4 separate regions of the Mus musculus genome follow, and all the other regions are linked to region 2. The links are chromatin loops, found by intact Hi-C in ENCODE. Cell type or tissue: gastrocnemius. All regions are shown on one strand. Region 1 has its middle 66 kb from the start of Gm35701. Region 2 overlaps Ube2u (ubiquitin-conjugating enzyme E2U (putative)). Region 3 overlaps Pgm1 (phosphoglucomutase 1). Region 4 has its middle 79 kb from the start of BC062258.

Region 1 (5,000 bases), 510 kb after region 2:
TTTATAAGGATAGGCAAATTTACCAGATAGATTTTTTTGGTTCAGGTGGGGCAGTGTTCACCAAGAGCAGAGGTTCTTTAAAATGAGGCCTATCTCCTCTCCATCCAGTCTCCCATCCTTACTGGCCCAACTGCTTTCTAATGCTCTCAGCACCAAGACAGATCACTCTCTTCTACCCAGGACCCTGCCACCCTGTCTGCCTCTGCTTCCCCAGGCCAGCCTGAACGAGCCAGAGACATTAGCCTCGGCACTGAGTTATTTTACAACTGCCTGCCTCTGCTTCCCTCTTCCTTCTTCGGCTTGTTGGCACCCTCTCCCTTTCCCAAGCACTGTTATTCAAGAAATATCATCTGCATATATGGGAATCTCTGCCCTGGCCCTGCATTGTTGATAGCTCTGGAGTTGTTTATAAAAATATCCCTGGCATTCCCTGCCGTCATGCTCTGCATCCTGGCTGGCTTTGCCAGTGTGATAAGAAGCACTTTGTTTGCCCTTCGGGGGATTTCTGACCTACCTCACCAGCTTTCCTTCCCAAGCTCACGTTATCCATTAAAAGAACCATAATAAAAATCACACAGATGAATCCTACCCGACCTTTAAGTATCGTCTGTAGCGCACACTTGAATCTGTAGTACTTCGGGAACTACTTAATATCTGAAGACTGGTTAGCTCAGCCAGTAACTTGTCCATTCAACTTGGAACTAGTTAGTTCAGCAGGAGGCTAAAGAACTCAGGTGGAGGTCTGGTTCACAGAATGCAGGGCAGGGTATCTCCTATTTGATTGGAAATTGTAGTTGGTTAATGTGCTTGTTGGCTGATAAGCTCAACTTCCTATAGCCCTGAGCTTTGGAAGAGAGACCCTGATCCTTATCTCACTGAAAGCAAGTCAGCATCACTCTGCCAGGTTCACTAACCACAGACTTTCAGCTTAACCCAGGTAGCAAAATATAGAGGTACAGAAAAAATAGATCCCTGAAGCACATACACATTTGTAAGAACAGCTCTAAACACGAGCTCGACCTTTAGCTCACCTCTAGGATACTAGGTCTAAGTCATCTTTGAACCTCGAGGAGGGTACCAGTAAAGATAATAGTGGTAGTGGAAAATGGGACCATTTTCATCTAGGCATTTCCTCAACAGTTTGCCAGGCATCTACTGTACCCTAGACATCATGCTAAACACCAAGGAGGCAGGCGGACTGCATACAACTTGATGATGCTCTCCAGGAATGTTTCTGTGACTGAAGTTTGGCCCATGGAGCATGAGCAATGCACTGAATACCACGCCCCACCCCACCCCCATCTCCATGGCAAGGTTAGCAAACCTATCTCTTTTTGTTCTGAGAAAGGCGGGCCATCCAGAGGCCTTTCAGCTTCCTTCTGGTATATCTTTGGCTTGTCTGTGCTATCTTCGCTCTTGCTTTCTCCATCACACCACCGGACATAAGTCCTCCACCTGGGAACTCGACGTATGCCCCTAGTATTTTGCACCTGCTTTCTATCGAATGTCTTGTGCCTAAAATCATGCATTTATCTCTCTTCTTTTTGTAAATACAGGTCTCCTCCGTGAGTTGAACAGTTGTGACAAACTATCTTTCCTGTTAATCCCCCAAGTCTCTCGAGACATATAAGGGGTACAGATGGGGGTCCGTGTTTTCCTGGCGTTCCATTGATGTGCCCTTTTGAATGAAAAGCTTCTCACCTTAACTTTACCAATCCTGAATCTCTCTAAGGCAACTGATGTTTATACTCTCTGTGTCTTAGTAGATTCAGGTTGCCATAAGAAAACTACATAAACTGAGTAGATTATAGACAACAGAAATTTGTTTCACGTGTATTTGGAAACTGGGAAATCTAGATTTGGTAACAGCCTGGGCTATATAGCGAGACTCCGTTCTGAGCAGGCGAGCAAGCAAACAGTTGACTGAGACTAGACTATGGAGGCATGCTTCCACGGAAGTAACAGAGATTCAGGGGTCAGAAGGACCTGGAAACCCTGGGCAAAGATGACTGAGGGAAGAGATTGGTCACATGCTGGCTGTTGGGGGATATTAAGCTGGAAGATGACTTTTAGATTTGACAGAGATCGCTGACCCACAGACAATATCTTCTTTCTGTGTTCTCACATCGTACAGGGGCTAAGAAGTATCTCTCTGGCTTCTTGTCTATGACACTAATGTCACGCCTATGGCCTGATTACTTCTTCAAAGATCCACTTTCAAATGCCACCATAACCTTGGTGATTAGGATTTCAGCGTATTAGCTTGATGGGACAAAACATTCAGACCACAGCACTTCACCACCTAACTTACTCCAAAGATATCAGAGCACTATTCCTCCTGCTTATAGACTCCTGAACATGCACCATCTATGTTTCCCCCTGAGGGTTGTCATAGTTTCCTTTCAAAAGCCACCAGCGATCTCTGTCAAATCTAAAAGTCATCTTCCAGCTTAATATGTGAAAGTGTCCATGAGCTCTCTGGAGTATGGAGACGGTTGTATAAGTCGAAAGCCTCGATTCACTGTGTAGAGGTCATTTGCTTTTCACATCTTATAAAGCACATCCCAGGACCAAAGCATCGGGCTGTTCATTACCACGTGCTCAAAGCCTGCCATTTCTATTTTGCTAGCCGGTGGGTTGCTGCATTGGAGGCTCCTGGCTTTCTAGAATACCACCAAGTAATTGCCTTACAAATCCTGAAGATCAATTGTTCCACAAAGACATATTATGTCTTAACACCGGTGAACATTTTTGTGTTTTTTCAGTTTTGTTTTAATTCCCAAACACTTGTTAGTTTTGCTGAAATCTCACAGGTTTTACATTGGACCTGATTTCTTTTTAGTATATGATATAAGAACCTGCGAACAGACCATAAAGCCTTGAGGCAGGTTTCTACAAGAGAAAGGGGGAAAGATTTTTACTGCTGTCTTTATTTTTCCAGCTCCTGCATAAATAAGGGAAGTTAAGCATACTTCCTGTAGGCTTTCAGCCACAAGGACCAACTCTGAACTGTCATGTTGCCGCCCTCTACTGGTAGCAATGGCAGCTGATCTGCTTTCTAAAGCTAAGGTTGGGTCTTTGGCTTTGAAAACATCAAGAGTTTGGGGGCTAAAAAAAAATGTTTTTGTTTGTCAGAATTTGACGAGCAGAGGCAGATACAATTGGCTCCCTGAAGTAAAAAGCTCTCTTCTGTTTCAGAACCCTTTAGATGAACTCTTCTGTAGTTCTTATAGTCACTAAGTCATAATCACACCTGTTTATATTTGTTTACTGTTGTAGGTCACAGGTCTTGAATTATAGCAGGTGCTCAATTAATGGTCACCAGCTACAGGTATGAGTAAGCTAGCAGAAAAAAACATAGTTTGCATTTTTCATCTTTAGAATTGTTTTTTAAAGGGAAGGAGATGTAGAACATAACTCAATGTTCTTGCTAACAGATTTTAAAATAAAAGCAATGCCTTTCTCCTACAAGTGAGCAGAATAAAATGCCTGGCACTGTTTAGATTGGGGTCATTAGACTTTCAAGCTAATGGCTATACTTTTCATTTCTTTCTTTGAGGTTCTCAGTAATTGCAGGGTGGTTGAATTCTTTTTCTTTTTCTTTTTTTTTTTCCTTTTTTTTTCTTTTCCTTCTTCTTCTAGAAAGCTGAAGAAGGGAAACTAAGTTGCGCGTAGCTGTGGCAATCCAGCAGCCGTGCATGTTCTGCTGGGAATGCCTGCTCTGGGTTTGCCTCCTTCTTCTGGCCTCCTGGAAGCTACAGGCCATGTATAAAACCCAAGATCAGTCACCTGAAACCCTTGCCGTAGACTTGGGCTCCTATGGAAATGGAGAAATCATTAAATGGTTTTATAGCAGCAGTTATGGGGTTGGGCAGAGAGAGGGCTTGGCTGGAGTAGACAAGTCTCCAACAAAAGGGAAGCAACCTGAACTAGGGGTGTAGCTGAGTGGAAGAGTGCTTGCTTAGCATGTGGGCTGCCCCTGGTTCAATCCCCAGCGCCAAGGGCAGGAGGCTGGGAGACAACAAGAAGGTTCCATTCTCAGAGCCTTGGGGAACCATCTGAGGTCTCACCTGTATTCCCAGATTTTCTGGTATCTGTGACTTCTAGTTAGTTCACCTGTTACCTTAATGAAACCAGAGACTATTTCTGTACTTTATATAATAATAATAATAATAATAATAATAATAATAATAATAATAATAAATGTAATATCAGCCAACAGAAAGGGAGATGCCAGGAAAGAGAGAGAGAGAGAGAGAGAGAGAGAGAGAGAGAGAGAGAGAGAGAGAGAGAGAGAGAGAAGAAAGTGAGGGAGGGGAGAAGAAAGAAGGGGACAGAAGAAAGAAGAGAAGGGACCAAAGAAAATGAAGCTGGAGATGTCTTCTGGTTGATAGATGGTGCCTTGCACATGCTCAGTGCATGGTGGGCATCCCCAAAGTCAGACAAGAGGAAAACTGATTTTCAATATTCATTGTCTGGGTTGTTTTGTCTTGGTTTTGCCCTTTTGTTTGTTTGGGGTTTGTTTCGTGGAGTTCTTCTCAGGTGGGTTCTTACTCTGTCACCTTGACTCAAATAGCTTCTGGGGGGAATTATAAATGTGAGCCACCATGTCCAGCCAAAAATCTCCTTTTTAATAAAGCACAGAATTCTTGTTTGGTATGGCAACTCTAGCAGCCCTTTCAGGGCCAACCAAACCTAAATCAGCCACTCAGAGTGCTTGGTCCACTGACCATCAGGAGCTACCTGGAGGCTCCAGAAAAAGCAATTATCTGCCTCTTCTCATATCCACTAAGTCCAAATCTGCATTTTAACAATGCCCTGAGAGGTTCCTGAGTACATCCCACTGTGAAAAGTCTCTGAGATCCAGGCTGCCTTACCATCTCAAACCTCACGGTTTCATCAACACAGTGAAGAAAATAAAGCCAACTAGACTATGGTTGGAACCTGTGAAACTACTAATATGTCACCATTTCCACCTACAGAAACAGTATTGTATTCAT
Region 2 (5,000 bases):
GATCACCACAAATTGCAACAAGCTCCTGAAAAGTAGGTTTATGCTCATAGAGGGAATCATGAAATTATTTTGTCCTTTCATAAATACCTTGACTTTTGGTAACATGCCGTAATGAGATCTCTTGTCTTCTTTCTCATTCTTCTACTAAAATATAATTTAATATTCTGCTAAAATTTAATTTAATAAAGGAACAGAATCTTCCTTCCTTGCATCTCAGGGAGTGGGAGGGAAAAAAGGAAGGTGTGAGGGAGGGGGAAGGAAAGGAGAGAGACCAGCACAGGCCAGAGCACTTCAGATGGAGCAGAATCAAACAGGAGCAGACGAACCTTGAACCTCATATGCGGCTCTAAGAAGAGCTGTGCTGTTTGGGGTCAAAGTCTACCAAATCCTCTGCCACAACCACAAAGCCACAGGAAAGTGGTGAAACCAGTTACTGCCACAAGACCAGAAAGAAATCAAGTCTATTACAAGATATTTACAGAACTGGATATGTTTATCTTCAGAAACGCATGGCACAGAGGAGAGCAGCAGCCCTCTTCTGAAATGGAACACTCTCACAGGCTAGACAAAGCCTGCTGCAGTCCACTTCTGCCTCCATCTTTTTGGGATCACACCTTCTCCCAGCTGTAACCCTGCCTGGGGCCCTCAGAGTCTGCTCTGGTACCTGGCTGTGGTACTGCAGGCCAAGATTCAAACCTCAGCTGTTAGGAAAAGTACAACCTCAGACAGCTTAAGCTTTATATATTTTAAATCCTTTTCTACAGTTTTACAACATGCCGATACTTTCCAATTTCCTGGACAGTTTCACAGACAAGCTGAAGGAATTGGGGATGGTTGAACACCATCAGGTGTCAGAAGTAGATAGAGGGAAGGAGGATTAGAGCACTGGGCACAAAGTGTCTCTAAGAGAGAGAAAGTACTGGCCTGGGAGGGAAGGTTTTCCTCTTGCCCTCTCTTGCCCTCTCTTGCCCTCTCTTGCCCTCTCTTGCCCTCTCCTTCTTCCCCCCTCTTCCCCCCTCTTCCCCTCTCTTTCCCTCTCCTCTTCTTCCCCCCTCTTCCCCTCTCTTCCCCTCTCTTCCCCTCTCTTCCCCTCTCTTCCCCCTCTTCCCCCCCTCCCCTCTTCCCCCTCTTCGCCTCTCTTCCTCCCTCTTCCCCCCTTTCCCCCCTCCTCCCCCTCTTCGCCTCTCTTCCCCTCTTTCGCCCCCTCTCCCCCCTCTTCCCCCCTCTTCGCCTCTCTTCCCCTCTTTTCCCCCCTCCTCCCCCCTCTTCCCCCCTCTTCCCCCCTCTTCCCCCTTCCCCCTATTCCCCCCTCTTCCCCCCTCTTCCCCCCTCTTCCCCCCTCTTCCCCTCTCTTCCCCTCTCTTCCCCTCTCTTCCCCTCCTCTTCCCCCACTCTTCGCCTCTCTTCCCCCTCTTCCCCTCTCTTCCCCCTCTTCCCCCCTCCCCTCTTCCCCCTCTTCGCCTCTCTTCCTCCCTCTTCCCCCCTTTCCCCCCTCCTCCCCCTCTTCGCCTCTCTTCCCCTCTTTCCCCCCTCTCCTCCCTCTTCCCCCCTTTTCACCTCTCTTCCCCCCTTTTCCCCCCTCCTCCCCTCTCTTCCCCCCTCTTCGCCCCTCTTCCCTTCTCTTCGCCTCTCTTTGTTTTGTGGCCTGTAGGCCACACCCAGGCCTTGGGAATGCTAGGGAAGTGTCCTGCCACTTGGGTTTTGCAGCACATGATTCTACCTCAGGAAGAGCTGACACTGGTGCCTTGAATTCTTGACTCTCCTGTCCCCATGTCCCAAGTTCAGGAACTGTGCATGTATGCCACTATGCCTGGAGAACTCAGTTTTTCAAACTTTCTTTTTCTTTTTCTTTTTCTTTTTCTTGATTCTATTTTTTTTTCCTTATCTACATTTTAGAATGTAAGCATTTGTCAGCACTGATGCCAATTCTCTCTTTAACCACAAGATGGCACTCGAGGGCTAATCTTTGGGGAATAAAAAGGCTTGCTTTTTCTTAAAAATACATCTCTGTAATTACGTAAACCGGCAAGAATGATATTTAAACCAAATCACTCTGAAAGGACAGCACAAACATACATGAAGTGTGTTAAATGAATGTGTTTCTATGTAACTGGAGGGAAAGGGAATCAGCTATTCCAAGAGAAAGATGATTTGTGTTTTATGTGTTTAAATACAGACAACCAAAAAATAAAAAATAAAAAAAAAAAAGAAAAGACAAGAAAAAACCACAACCAGTTAAAATCATATGTAAGCATAATACATACTAACTCCATAAATCAAAATACAAGACGGCTGAGTCCAGAGTGGGCTCTGTAAATACAAGAAAGGTTTACAGTGATATTTGACCCTCTACAGGTATTCACCTCCTTTTCAATAGACTCCAGTGAGATGAAGAGTAAATGCTGAAGTTGGTACACACATGCAGTCCCTTTCCTTAATGGTGGACGTAATTTGCTCTTGCCTGTACACAGTCAGGGTATGTATACTTACTGAAACTTTATATCTTTAGGAAGTACATGTTTTAAATTTCAAATAAGGTTTGTACTTATAAACACAATTTGATTGATCTCTGTGCCTTATTTTTTAAAAAACTGGTAAATTAGAGAAAGCTCTTGAACTGGTGACTCAGGTGACAGTGGAGGTGAGGAGCCTGGGCTGGATGCTGTGCACTGGGTGATCACTGGGTGATGGATGTGGAGCGTGTCAGCTGTGGCTCTGTAGGATGCTGATGCATCTTTGTGTGCTACACTTGAGCTCTGCCTGCCAACTCCGATACAACGTTGGGCATGAGGGGGGCGTGCCTAGTGAGTGAACAGTAATCCCCCAAGCTACTTCCTGCCCCTTCTATACCTCTTTCTTAGCTTATGTCGCTGGAACAAATCACCTGAGATTATCAACCTAAAAAGAAAAAAAGGTTTTTTTGTGGGTCGTGATTTCAGTCTATGGTTGGTGGGTCCCATCACTTTGAGTCTTTGACAAGGCGGGGCATTATAATAATAAAGCAAAGCTTCATACTTCATGGTGGTCAGAGAACAAAAAGAAGGATGGACTGGGGTATCAGTGCTCCCCCAAAAGCATGCCTCAATGATGTAACTTCCCTTTACAAGACCCTACCTCCTGAAGATCCCACCAACTCCTGGTAGCACCACAGACCATGCCCGTAGCTTGGTCTACTGGTTGCTTTACTGTTGCTGTGGTAAAATACCATGACCAAAAGCAACCTGCAGAGGAGAGGGTTTGTTTGGCTTACAAGTTACAGTCTATCATCAGGAGAAGGGAAAGCAGGAACTCAGGGCAGGAACCTGGAGACAAACTGAAGGAACATGAAGGAACAAGCCATGAAGGAACACTGCTTCCGGAATTGCCAAGCTGCTTTGTTTTTTCACCCAGGGCCACCTGCCCAGGGTTGGTGCCACCTGCCCAGGGTTGGTGCCACCTGCCCAGGGTTGGTACCATCCCTGCAGGCCCTCTTCTAATAATTAGCTATCAAGGACGTACTGACGGGCAACCTGATGGGGGCATTTTCCCAATGGAAGTTTCTCTTCCCAGATGACTCTAGTTGGTATCATGTTGACCAAAAACCAAGTGGGACTCATGATCTTTGGGGAACAGGAAAGATTCAGTCTGTAGCAATCTGCTGTGTGTGCAGAGGAACAACATCCTTTTAAGAGACTATATGCTGAAGGTAAAACTCTACCAGAATTAATAACTTAGATAACTTGCTGGCTGTCAGAGCTTAGACTCTGCATAGGGATTGTTTCTGTTGCTAGATGCATTGTAATGATACAGTGGCACTCATTCACTGGAGCATACAGCAGTGTTACACGTGCATAACAAGAACACTCTAAAGAACAGTCTTTGTTACTATTGATTTTATGCATTCACTATTTCTCTTGAGAAAATAAGTACAAACCACAGATTGGATGTTAGATTCATTTTCTTTTCCATGTCTTAGAAATAAAGCATTTATGAATATTTAAATGAACTGTCAAGGTAGTGTTTTTAAAAAGGCTTTAGAAATGAACACCAAATTACATGATTAATTAGTGAATATTTATGAGCTGATTGCGATAATGAGTATATATTAACTAACCAAAATACATGTAAGAGTTTAGAATTTGCATAAAATATTTATGACAGGCATATTTTCAGTTTTAAAACTCTGTTTATAGATTATACCCTAGAACTCCCCTAACAGAACCATGGTTTCTATCTACATGACAGATCTTAAATTTCAGTTTTTTTCTACAATTAATTTTATTTAATTCTAATATTAAATGGTGAGACAAGATACATATGCATTTTTTTCAACAAAATTAACTGAGTACCTACTACATGCTGTGCGGCAGGGATGCTTATTCCAATGCCCCAATTCTGGGTACTTCCTTATAACAATGTCTGAATAGCAAGGGCCCCAACAGAGACAGAATCAGTACACTATCAGACAGGTGATGGGGAGCTGAGACATCCGAGCATGTAAGGGACAGTTTCCTATGGAGAGATGTCAGCTGGATTCACGCCACCCTTGTGGGATGCTGTGCAGGCTGAAGAGAAGTGGAGTAGAGAGGGGAAACTGCAGACATAATGGTCCTAGATACATGTGGTCAGCTATATGTTATTTTCTAACTTGAGATACATTTACATTTCTTACATATTTCTGCCAGAGATTATTTTCATTCTGTGGAAAGCGGGGAGGAGGCTGGGGGGGGGAGGGTGGATATTCCCCACTCCTCAGGAGCTAATGTTTTTTGAATGTTCATATGCTAAACTTTTAAATATGTGGTATCATTCAAAGACTCAATGGAAAACAGCCTTTGCAAGGAAGGTGGTGTTATGCCCAGAGCAGCACATTCTGAGAGGGTAAGAACCCCATCAAGGTCTGCCTGACCCCTCCCCCTGCCAGTTCCAAGGGAAGGTTTTCCATCTGTGAAAGGAACACAAGCCAGTGAAGAAGCAGAAGGAAAGCACAATAGCAAGTCTTATGGCATGCATGTCTGTGT
Region 3 (5,000 bases), 590 kb after region 2:
ATGTGGAACTTTGCATATGTGCTACTGTATTGATGCTCAAATGTATCAGATTTTTGAAGCATTCTAGATTTTGTTATTTTTAAAATTAGGGATACTCCATCAGTATTAATGTCTTTGGATCCATTATAGAAAATGTAAATATAGTTTGTATTTTAAACACATTTAAGGACTGTGGGCTATTACCTCACCTAAATGTCACCTTGTGGTTATAACGGAAACAGGCAGAGGGCCAACTTATTTAGAATCGCAATCACAACTTTAAAAAAGAGGATTTATCAGAATTATAAACATTCACAGGACACTCAAGAGAACTTGGAGTATACTAGACGTTTATCCCATTAGACATTGAAAGGAATGGACTTTCTGGCCAGACTGGCAGGATCGGCTTTCCAGGCTCTGCTGACTAGTCTTGGACAACATTTACTTAATTCCCCTGTGCTTCCATGTCTTTATCTGTAACATTAAGATAGGAGTCCACACCCATCTCACGTGTAGACAGGTTGTGCAAGGAATCCCAGAATCTACAGATGCCCTTATATGAAAGGGTGCCATTTCCATATAACCTGTATATACCTTCACATATTAAGAAACCTCCAGATTTGCAAAACACATGAAACTCAAGAAGAACGAAGACCAAAGTGTGGACACTTTGCCCCTAATTAGAATTGGGAACAAAACACCCATGGAAGGAATTACAGAGACAAAGTTTGGAGCTGAGACAAAAAGGATGGACCATCTAGAGATTGCCATATCCAGGGATCCATCCCATAGTCAGCCTCCAAACGCTGACACCATTGTATACACTAGCAAGATTTTGCTGAAAGGACCCTGATATAGCTGTCCCTTGTGAGGCTATGCCGGTGCCTGGCAAACACAGAAGTGGATGCTCACAGTCAGCTATTGGATGGATCACAGGGCTCCCAATGGAGGAGCTGGAGAAAGTACCCAAGGAGCTAAAGGGATATGCAACCCTATAAGTGGAACTACATTATGAACTAACCAGTACCCCTGAGCTCTTGACTCTAGCTGCATATGTATCAAAAGATGGCCTAGTCAGCCATCACTGGAAAGAGAGGCCCATTGGACAGGCAAACTTTATATGCCCTAGTACAGGGGAACGCCAGGGCCAAAAAGTGGGAGTGGGTGGGTAGGGGAGTGGGGGGGTGGGTATGGGGGACTTTTGGGATAGCATTGGAAATGTAAATGAAGAAAATACCTAATTAAAAAAAAGAAAAGAAACCTCCAGGACACTCACAGTGCCTAATACAATATAAACAATTAACAGTGCATTCATTATTCAGAGTCTCTGCAAACCAAGGTTAATGAAACTCCTTTTCACAGTTCTAGCAGTTAGGACTGGGCATTTAGTTCCGTTCGGATGCTCAGAGTCCCAGGTTCAGCCTCTGAGTACTGCAGAAGCAGGGTGTGGCAGCACAGAAGCTGCACTTCCTGCACTTGGAGGTGGAGGCAGGAGGATCAGAAACCTCATGCCATCCTCAACTATGTAGTCCAGCCTGGGCTACAGGAGAATCCGTTTCAAAAAGAGTTCTAAAACACAATAAAGAAAAGCATGTAAAATGTTCATTGCAATACTTGACCACAGAGTAGCTACTAACAGAGGATCCAAACCCATGTCAGAACCAGTCAGAAGCTGACCTGGGCAGTGAGTTTTAAAGCGGCTGCTGAGTCCCTTCATTAGATCACAGAACTTGAGTGTTTTCATTGTTGCTTGTCAACAGTGACTTATAAAAAAAACCATAAAGATGTGATTTATAAAACTGAAATGCAGGATCAATAATGTTTAAATAAAATAGTACACAGAGAGTCATAGGTGTGCACGCACACACATACACAAACACACACACACACACACACACACACACACAAACCCTTATGCAGACAAATGAGTCCACAGAAGGTGAGGAACATGAAGGAGATGGGCTACAGAGATAAGAATCAAAGAGTTGTTGTCTATGCTCCTCCTACATCTACTGTGGGGCCAAGGAGCCCCAGCTCCCAATGGCCCTAGCTCCCAGCAGCCCCAGCTCCCAGCAGCCTTCAGCATCATGCTATGGTCCTCAGAGTGGCTCAGTGGAGTCTCACTGGGCTAACCACCAGCATCTACTCAACTTTGTGATGAGCCTCTGTGAAGTCAGACCTGACTAGTGTGGCCTCCAAGCAAACAGGAAGAGAGGAGCAGGCAACTGTCTCCCTTATCCGTTGAGAACTTTTTGGTAGAGAGAAGACATGTCAAAAGCTGGAGTAAAATTTGCTCACTAGGAACTTGCACTGGAACTGTGTGCTCAGAAGGAAGAACATGGCCAGCAACCCCGGCCTACAGGAATGTCATTCTTAGTCCTGTGGCTGAACTCAATCTCTCCAACTTAAAGATGCACTAGTCTAAGTGTGCGCCTTCTGGTTATTACCTGGAGTTAAGTACTAAAATCCCTTGGATTTTTTTGGGGGTGTGTGGGGGGGAGGTGGGGAGCCAAGTTCCAAAGCTGCCAATCACAAAGAAATAATAAATGTTATGGAGCACTGCACATATGCATTGAATCACCATACTGTGACCCATAAGGATGTACAGTTAGTATGAATCCATTTAAAAGATAAAGGACACCCACACCCACAAGTCTGGTTAGAGAATTGCTTTATTTTCAAATCATTTGTGGTTGTATGTTTCCCTCTTGTGGTAGGAAACAGAAAAATCAGGCAAATGTGCTGTAGCCTTGGGGTGACAGAGGTGCAGTTCTCTTTCCCAGAATTGCTGTGTTGTCTAAACATAGCAGGGCCCAGTTCACCAGGCCCCTTTGTGTCTCCTTATGGTCCACAAATCATTAAGATTTTAACACAAAGCGGGAAACACTGTTACTCTGGGATAGTCTCATGCTTGCACAGGCCAGCTTTGGAGAAAGGTGGCTCCAGAGAAGGAAAACTGCCTTCCAGTGGAGAATCAGTGTGAAGTAAGGGAGCAAATACCCTTGAGGAAGTTCAAGCACATAAAGAAAATACAGGAAGTGCTTATCATAGCTGCCTGGACACACAGTAAAAAAAATCAAGAGGTACTGAGAAGGCCTGATCTCACCTTTCTAGCTCATCTGATGTGAGCCAGGGAAGAGATGGTTTGTGGGATAAACACTCTCTCAACTTCTGCATTGGCCCAGGCACTATGGGAGGCAGGAAGAAGGAACATGGAGGATGGAAAATCAAAATGGAAGAAGGAATGCTTAGGACTGAACCAAGCACTCATTTGTTCTACCCAGAAGGCTCTGGATTAGACCAGCCTGGGTCCAGCCCTGACTTTGCCCCATTCTGGTTCTATAGTCTTTCTGATCTCAATCTTTTATTTGTAAAATAGGGACAATGGTTGTGTGCTTGCAACTCAATAGCACTCAACAGGTTAAGACTCAGGAATCACCATTAATTTGACCAGCCTGGACTGCCTACTGAGTTTAAGGCCGACATGGCCTACAAAGTGAGATATTGTTTCAAAATAAAATAAACAAATTCTGAAAGGGCGGCATCTGTGGTGGTTTGAATAAAAACAGCCCCCATAGGCTTATGCTTGGATAGTGGTCCCTAGTTGGTGGAATTGTTTGGGAAGAATTAGGAGGTGTGTCCTTGTTGGAGGAGGTGTGTTACTGGGAGTGGGCTTTGAGGTTCCACTTAGCTTTCTCTGCCTAGTGCTTGTGGGTCAGGACGTTACGTAAGCTTCAGCCACTGCTCCAGCACCATGTCTTCCTGCTGGCTGCCACGCTCCATACCATGATGGTCAGACTCACTCTGTGACTGTAAGCCTTCAATAAACCCTTTCTTCTATAACTGCCTTGGTCATGGTGTCTTATCACAGCAATAGAAATAATGATGGTGATGCAGATGATACGATGAAGGAAGAAGCAAGAAGAAGGAAGAGGAGGAGTAGGGAGAGGAGGAGGAGAAAGAAGAAGAGGAGGAGGAAGAGAAGAGGAGGAGGAGGAGGCGGAGATGGAGTCGAAGATGAAGACGACAAAGAAGTTGTTGAAGACAACATCGTTGCTTGAATGACTTCTTTTGGACATCATGGATTAGTGCGCTTAGGGTCATGGACTATGCACTTTGAGGACCATCTACTTTGAGGAATTCAGTATAGTGAAAATAAGGGATCCAACTCAAATTCTTACCAGGCTTTACTTAGTACTTAAGTAGTATTGAGGGTACCAATCTGGTTCCTCACCTATTATACAGCGGCCCAACAGCTTTTTCTCTCAAGCTGCTGAGGTCATATGAACTCATGTGAAGTCCAGCACTGTGCCTAACAGTACACGTAGGCTTCCTGGCACACATAATAACAACCCATGATGTGGGTGTTCTTACTACTCCTATACTACGGATGAGGAAATTGAAGTGTTATCAAATTAGGCCAGGCACTAAATCCAATCAGTGGCTGTCATATTTATAAGGAGCAAGAGATTTGAAGACAGAGACAGACACAAGGAAGTGCGCCACATGGGGACAGAGGTAGAGAATGTGAGCTATGCTGCAGCACCAAGTGACAGGAGCTAGGAGGGAGCCAGGGTAGAGCCTTCTCTAGGGTTCCTAAGAGCATCACGGGCTGTGGCTATCCCTAGAGTGGAAGGGTGCTTGCCTGGCATACGTGAGGATCTGGGCTTGGAAGGAGCTGGTGAGGAGGGAGGAAAAGGGAAAGAAGAAGCAGCAGCAGCTTACCCTTAGGGCTGCTACTTGAAACTACAAGAGTGAATGAGTGTTGTTTGACGCAACAGTGCGTGATGCCTTTTTCTAGAAACTCTGGAGAATTGACGTAAGTTAGCGGTAATTTAAAATGGCATGTCCTATTCTGGGGTAGCTGGGCTCTCTGCACGAGGGTTGGCAGACTGAGTGAAAACATTCTGGGGTTTCCCCAGCCCGCTCCCATGTACCTTTCCTATGCCCCAGAGTGCTCGCTCCTCACCACCAAGTGTCAGCCTGGATGCTGGCTCAGGTTCTAAGGGGAAGCTTCCTGT
Region 4 (5,000 bases), 530 kb after region 2:
GAGGAGGGCCAAGTCCCCTTAAGGAGAGGATCCTGAAGCGGTTGAAAGGAACTAAAGCTATACTCAGCTCTCCCTTGGGTTTGTATAAATCCTTTACTTTTTAGTCTCTAAGAAACTAAGGTCTTTGGAACCATTAGAGACTTCCAGGAAAAGAACAAATAATGGGGAGATGGTATAAATGTATGTGTGGAGTGAGTCGTGAAAGGCACTGGGGTCTGCCCACAACCAGGCTCCTATGTGCTGCTGGAACACATTAGCTAGGCATGCTAGAATCATGCGAAGGCCAGTTTGGGGCCAAACCTAAGGTCTAAGGCCCCCACCCTTCACCTCCATCTCCTGTTCCGTCTGTAAGGAACACTGTCCATACCCTAATTCACACGGCGCCAGGCTTTTGGGCTCTCATCTGCCTACACATTCTGATGCCCAATTTCTCTGTTTCTGATTGGCTCTGCATCCTAAGGCTTCTTCACAGACAGCCCTTGGGCCCCTCTGTCCACTGGATTCTGCTGGGACTCAGCCAGTGGGAGGCACTAGTGTGAAGTGGAAAATAGGGCCAGGGAGGGAGGCTGGGGTGTGGTGAGCATGTGGTAAGGAGTGTGGCTGCTAGGACTGGGTTCAGTGCAAAGGCCTGGAAAGTGTGGGGGCTGCTGGGTAGAGCTCAGTACTGATAACCTGAAAGTGAAAGCAATGGCTCCCAGAAGTACTTCTTTCCTGGTGAAGAATGACCAGGAACCATTTAGGTAGACTTGTATACAGCTTCAAGATGGCAGTCTGGTCCCTGCAATGCTTGTACCTAGGTGTGGGACCAGAACTGTTTGAGCAAAGGAAAAGCATGTCCAGCCCTTCTAATTTAGCCCACCAGGTGCACAATACCTACATTGATGCTGCTCAGAAACTGGGCATCTGAAAGATGCATGCCTGCCTGATGTGCTACCTGGCCTCCTAACTTTAGTTTATTTATTCTCTAGATGAGAGCCAGGCTTCTCTTAGTCACTTAGGAATATAGGGGTCTCACACACACAGACTGCATTTTACGGACTCCCAAGCACTGCTTGTGTGTTTGCACAATCCAAACACAGGACTGTGCAAGGCAAGGCTCTCAGACTGGCTATGACGGCTCCTTCCGTGGACGCTCCTGGGTATGCCTAAAGGAACGTGACTGGGCTGCAGGTCTTGGGGGGACCAGTGAATATGACGGGGTTCACTGAATTTCTTTGCTTGAGCACCCCTGGCAATTGCATTTGTTCTGAAAGTATCTCATGGTGTTGCCCAGGCTAAACTCACACTCATACACAAATTTCCCGCCCAGCCTCCTTGGTGTTGGGGTCACATCATGAGCCATCACACCTGGCTGTACTTTGAGGATCTCTCTGCTGCTCACATGACTTTTGCGTCTATGAGGGAATCAATGGCTCTATTCTTTCTAAATATCTTAATGACCAAGGAGTTGTTTTTAGAATGTTCCTTGGCATATGTATTTCTGGAAACCTAATCCTTACCTTAGCCCATGATTCCAAGAGAATTTTTAACAATGAAGAAAAGAAGAGGCTACATTCTTGGCTTCCCTGGAGGTCAAGATTTCAGAGAAATTAACTGCAGAGACGGGAATGTGTTCATGCTCTAGCTATGAGTTTTGTTCTCAACTCACTAGCTGTATGTCCTTGACCCAGGCATTGTCTCTAAACCTCACTTTCCTAATCTGTAAAATGGGGCTATTGCACTCATCGTATATTAGGGATCTAATGAGAATGGACGTGGAGTATATGTGAGGCCTCAATGTTGAACACAGTGTAAATGCCCAAAAGAAGCCTTTTTTAGAGCCATGGAAAAATATCACTTTTCCTAGGCATATTTTAACTCCAGTGCTTGTTTCAGGAGAGAAGATGGAGAGAGAGAGAGAGAGAGAGAGAGAGAGAGAGAGAGAGAGAGAGAGAGAGAGAGAACACAAACAATCTGGCTTGGAAGGGAACTTACTCTTTGAAGCTGACAAGTGTAATTTGTCTTGAGACTGCCAAGCGCTAGGGTTGAGCCTTCGTGTGGGAAAGAAGAGACAAGCAAGATTAATCTGGGGCCTTCATTACTTACTCCATCTGGCCTGGTTTGGCACAGCCCCTTCCCTCTATAGGCAGATTATTCCTTCAAAAGCCTCAGCAGAGGGCTCTCTAATGGGTTCTGACATGGCAGGAATGGGGTTCACACAGCTCTGAGATAAGGGCCCAAGACGAGGCCAAAATGCTTCCAGCACGACAGCCCAGATGCTCTGCCACAGAAGGCAGAAATGCACTGAAAAGGAGCCAAGGCCTCTGGGACGGGTGAAACCAGGATCCCAGAAGCACCTGGTCTCCACCCTGGGGAACAGCCGGAGCCGCCTTGTGGGCCGGGCTGGTGACATGGCTTACCTGACTGGGATGTGGTCCAATGACCACAGGCACTTGGTAATCTGGTTTTACAGTCACACTGGGGATAAAAGAAGTGGCTAGGAAGAAGGTTGGTTTTAAAATTTTTCTAGCAAAAACTTTGTGGATTTTTCCTCACACCCTCATCCTTATGCGTGTGGTAGTGGTGTGGGGAGGGGGGGGAGTACTTACGTAATCACATATCTGCAAAGCAGGCAGTGTTAATATTGGGGAGTGGGGGTGGAACAAGGAGCTTGCCCAAGGTCACATCTTAGGTGACTGATCCAAGACCACATGTGAGGGTAATTGGTTCAGTCTATACTCACTGTAGCAACTTCCACATCTCAGGCAGAAATTAGAAATTACGAGTAGGGAGAATCTTCCACGGCCCCCAGAGGTAGCAACTCCATGATCTGACCCTTGTCTTCTGAGACAAGCTGGGGCCAGAGGTAGGGGGTGGGGGCACTTTTGAGCTACCCTCAGATAGATGGAGTCCTCAAACCACACAGAAAAGCAGATGAATCAATCAGGACTTTGCTTGTGTTGGAGTTGGACACGTCTGTCTCTGGAACAAAGGCTCTGCTCTTTTGAACACACACACAGTTCTGTTCTGAGAGCCTTCACTGGTGTTCCAGGGCTGCAAAGGGCAAAGTCCAGCTCCAACCGGATAGCTCCCAGGGCTGGAGTCTTGTTTAAGAGCCTGGGCAAACCAGAGGCTATACAACACTGCCATCTCCTGGGAGCAAGGGCCACTCTGGTATGCAGACAGAAATCAGCAGAAAGCCCAGGACTAGATGAGTGAGGCAAGAGGCTGCTCTCTTCTTTTTATGGAGATTTCTGTGGTGACACTGTGATCAGCACTGCCTGTGTTTATCCACGGGCTAGCAAATCTCATGGAAACCAAAAACGTCCAAGTCAGATATTCATTCTTTTTGTTTTCAACTGACAAATATCAACAGAACCCCTGTTTCCTATGATGCGCTGTTACATGCTAAACGCATTGCAGCATGGCTGAGGTGAAGCTAAGTTAAGTAGTTGTCAGCAGGCACAGTGAGTCGTCATCTGTGTAATTCTAGCAGTCAGGGAGAGATCATGGCCAACCTAAGGTAGGTTCTAGGGCAGCTTGAGACCCCGTTTCACCTACCGCTTCCTGGATAAATGACTTCTAAGTTCCTGAAGCTCATAGCTGAGTGGAGAAGATGGACTATAAACAAGAAACAGTCTCACTGTGGAGGGCTTTGTTCATCTTGATTGTGGTGGGCTCATGGGGAAAAGCTCAAGTAGGAATCACCATGGGGGAGGGGAGACCCTGCACAGTCAGACAGCTTGGGAAGCCTTCAGTAAGAACATGACCTATATCCAGACACTTAGTCACACGGTCACAGGGTGAGTGGAAGATCGGATAGTGTGAAGGCTCTGACACGGGGATCCTGGCTCAGCACAAGAACTGGAGAAGATTTGTACGGTTGATCATTGAAAAAACAGGAAAAGAGATAAGATAATACGGAGTTCACAGAGGGCCTTGCCCTACCATGATTAAGTCTTTTTTAAAAACATGTAACAAAAACTCATCACAAAATAGTTTTAGCTCAAAAAATAATGCACTGATTTCTATAACTCTAAATTCTGGTGTTCAAACTTCAAGCAAGGCTAGATCCAGGAGCTTAGATAGTGCCACTAAGACTTTCTTTTTCTACTAATTAATTGTCTCCATTTGTTTCTGTATTTCTTTTTCTGTTTAGTATGTAAATGCACGTGCATGTGTGAATAGATGCCATCAGAGGTCAGAAGGTATCTGATCTCTGGCATCCCCTGATTCTGGAGTTGCAGGTGGTTTTGAGCTGCCCTGTGTTGTGCTGGGAAGAGAACTCAGTTCCTCTGCAAGAGCAGCAAGCAATCTTAACTGCTGAGCCATCTCTCCAACACTGTCTCTCTGTTTCTTAGTTAGACTTATTCTCTCTTTCATTAACAGATTCTGTTGGTCTGGTAAGAAAACTGTCACTGATATTTGCCAGGCCTCTATCTTTACAATCTAAGTATGATCCAAAAGGAAAAGAGATTTATCCTGCTATCTCAAAATGGGAGGATAAAAATGAAGGACAAAGTATGGCACTCTTTGGTTCATGTACATACCTGATGAGCCAATGTGTGTGGTGGGTCATCAAAAGGGACGAGGTCTAACCTGAGCCATGCTCCACCCCTCTGACTTGTGTATGATTGAGAGTAAAGGCAGGAAAACGTGGGTGCTGTGGCTGACGATAGTCTTGGGATCATAAGACTTGGGGAGGAGTCTCCACCAAGACAAAGCAGGCGGACCGCAGAAGAGAAACTGGTAAAGATGGGCTATACTTGTCGCCTGACAAAACAACAGTGACAGAGTTCTGTGAAGGGTTATTATACAAGAAGAAAACAAAGATTGAAAAAAAAAAAAAAAAAAGACCACACAGGTGTGACCTTGTACATCTTTAAACACAACTTTTGCTAGGCAGAGGCAGACAGATTGTGTCAAGGTTAGGCCAACATGATCTTACACGGTGAATTCCAGGCCACCCAGGACTACAAATTCATAGTGACCCTCTGTCTCAACACAGACAAACAAAGACC

Evidence for each region. Peaks named below come from ENCODE experiments on the same cell type or tissue, not always from the same donor. Only the 100,000 strongest peaks of a DNase experiment are listed, where the experiment ranks them.
Region 1: it touches region 2 in a loop (3-fold over the local background); 31 of 42 quality-filtered maps call a loop at or near these places.
Region 3: it touches region 2 in a loop (7-fold over the local background); 20 of 42 quality-filtered maps call a loop at or near these places.
Region 4: it touches region 2 in a loop (7-fold over the local background); 23 of 42 quality-filtered maps call a loop at or near these places.

What each region holds. Positions count from the first base shown.
Region 1 is chr4:100,026,852-100,031,851 of GRCm38, reverse strand. No RefSeq gene overlaps it. Among named protein-coding and RNA genes, the nearest start is that of Gm35701, 66 kb to the left of the region's middle. In gastrocnemius, a CTCF peak has its summit at 3,025 (motif pointing left); a DNase peak (open chromatin) is centred at 3,025; H3K27ac peaks cover 407 bases.
Region 2 is chr4:100,535,042-100,540,041 of GRCm38, reverse strand. All of the region lies in intron 8 of Ube2u (ubiquitin-conjugating enzyme E2U (putative)), which reads right to left. Among named protein-coding and RNA genes, the nearest start is that of Ube2uos, 9.7 kb to the right of the region's middle. In gastrocnemius, a CTCF peak has its summit at 1,945 (motif pointing right); a DNase peak (open chromatin) is centred at 1,920.
Region 3 is chr4:99,945,052-99,950,051 of GRCm38, reverse strand. The region is part of intron 1 of Pgm1 (phosphoglucomutase 1); the gene reads right to left. Among named protein-coding and RNA genes, the nearest start is that of BC062258, 18 kb to the right of the region's middle. In gastrocnemius, a CTCF peak has its summit at 2,695 (motif pointing left); no DNase peak of the experiment used is centred here; H3K4me3 peaks cover 853 bases; H3K27ac peaks cover 3,355 bases.
Region 4 is chr4:100,006,645-100,011,644 of GRCm38, reverse strand. No RefSeq gene overlaps it. Among named protein-coding and RNA genes, the nearest start is that of BC062258, 79 kb to the right of the region's middle. In gastrocnemius, a CTCF peak has its summit at 3,131 (motif pointing left); DNase peaks (open chromatin) are centred at 495, 2,241 and 3,106.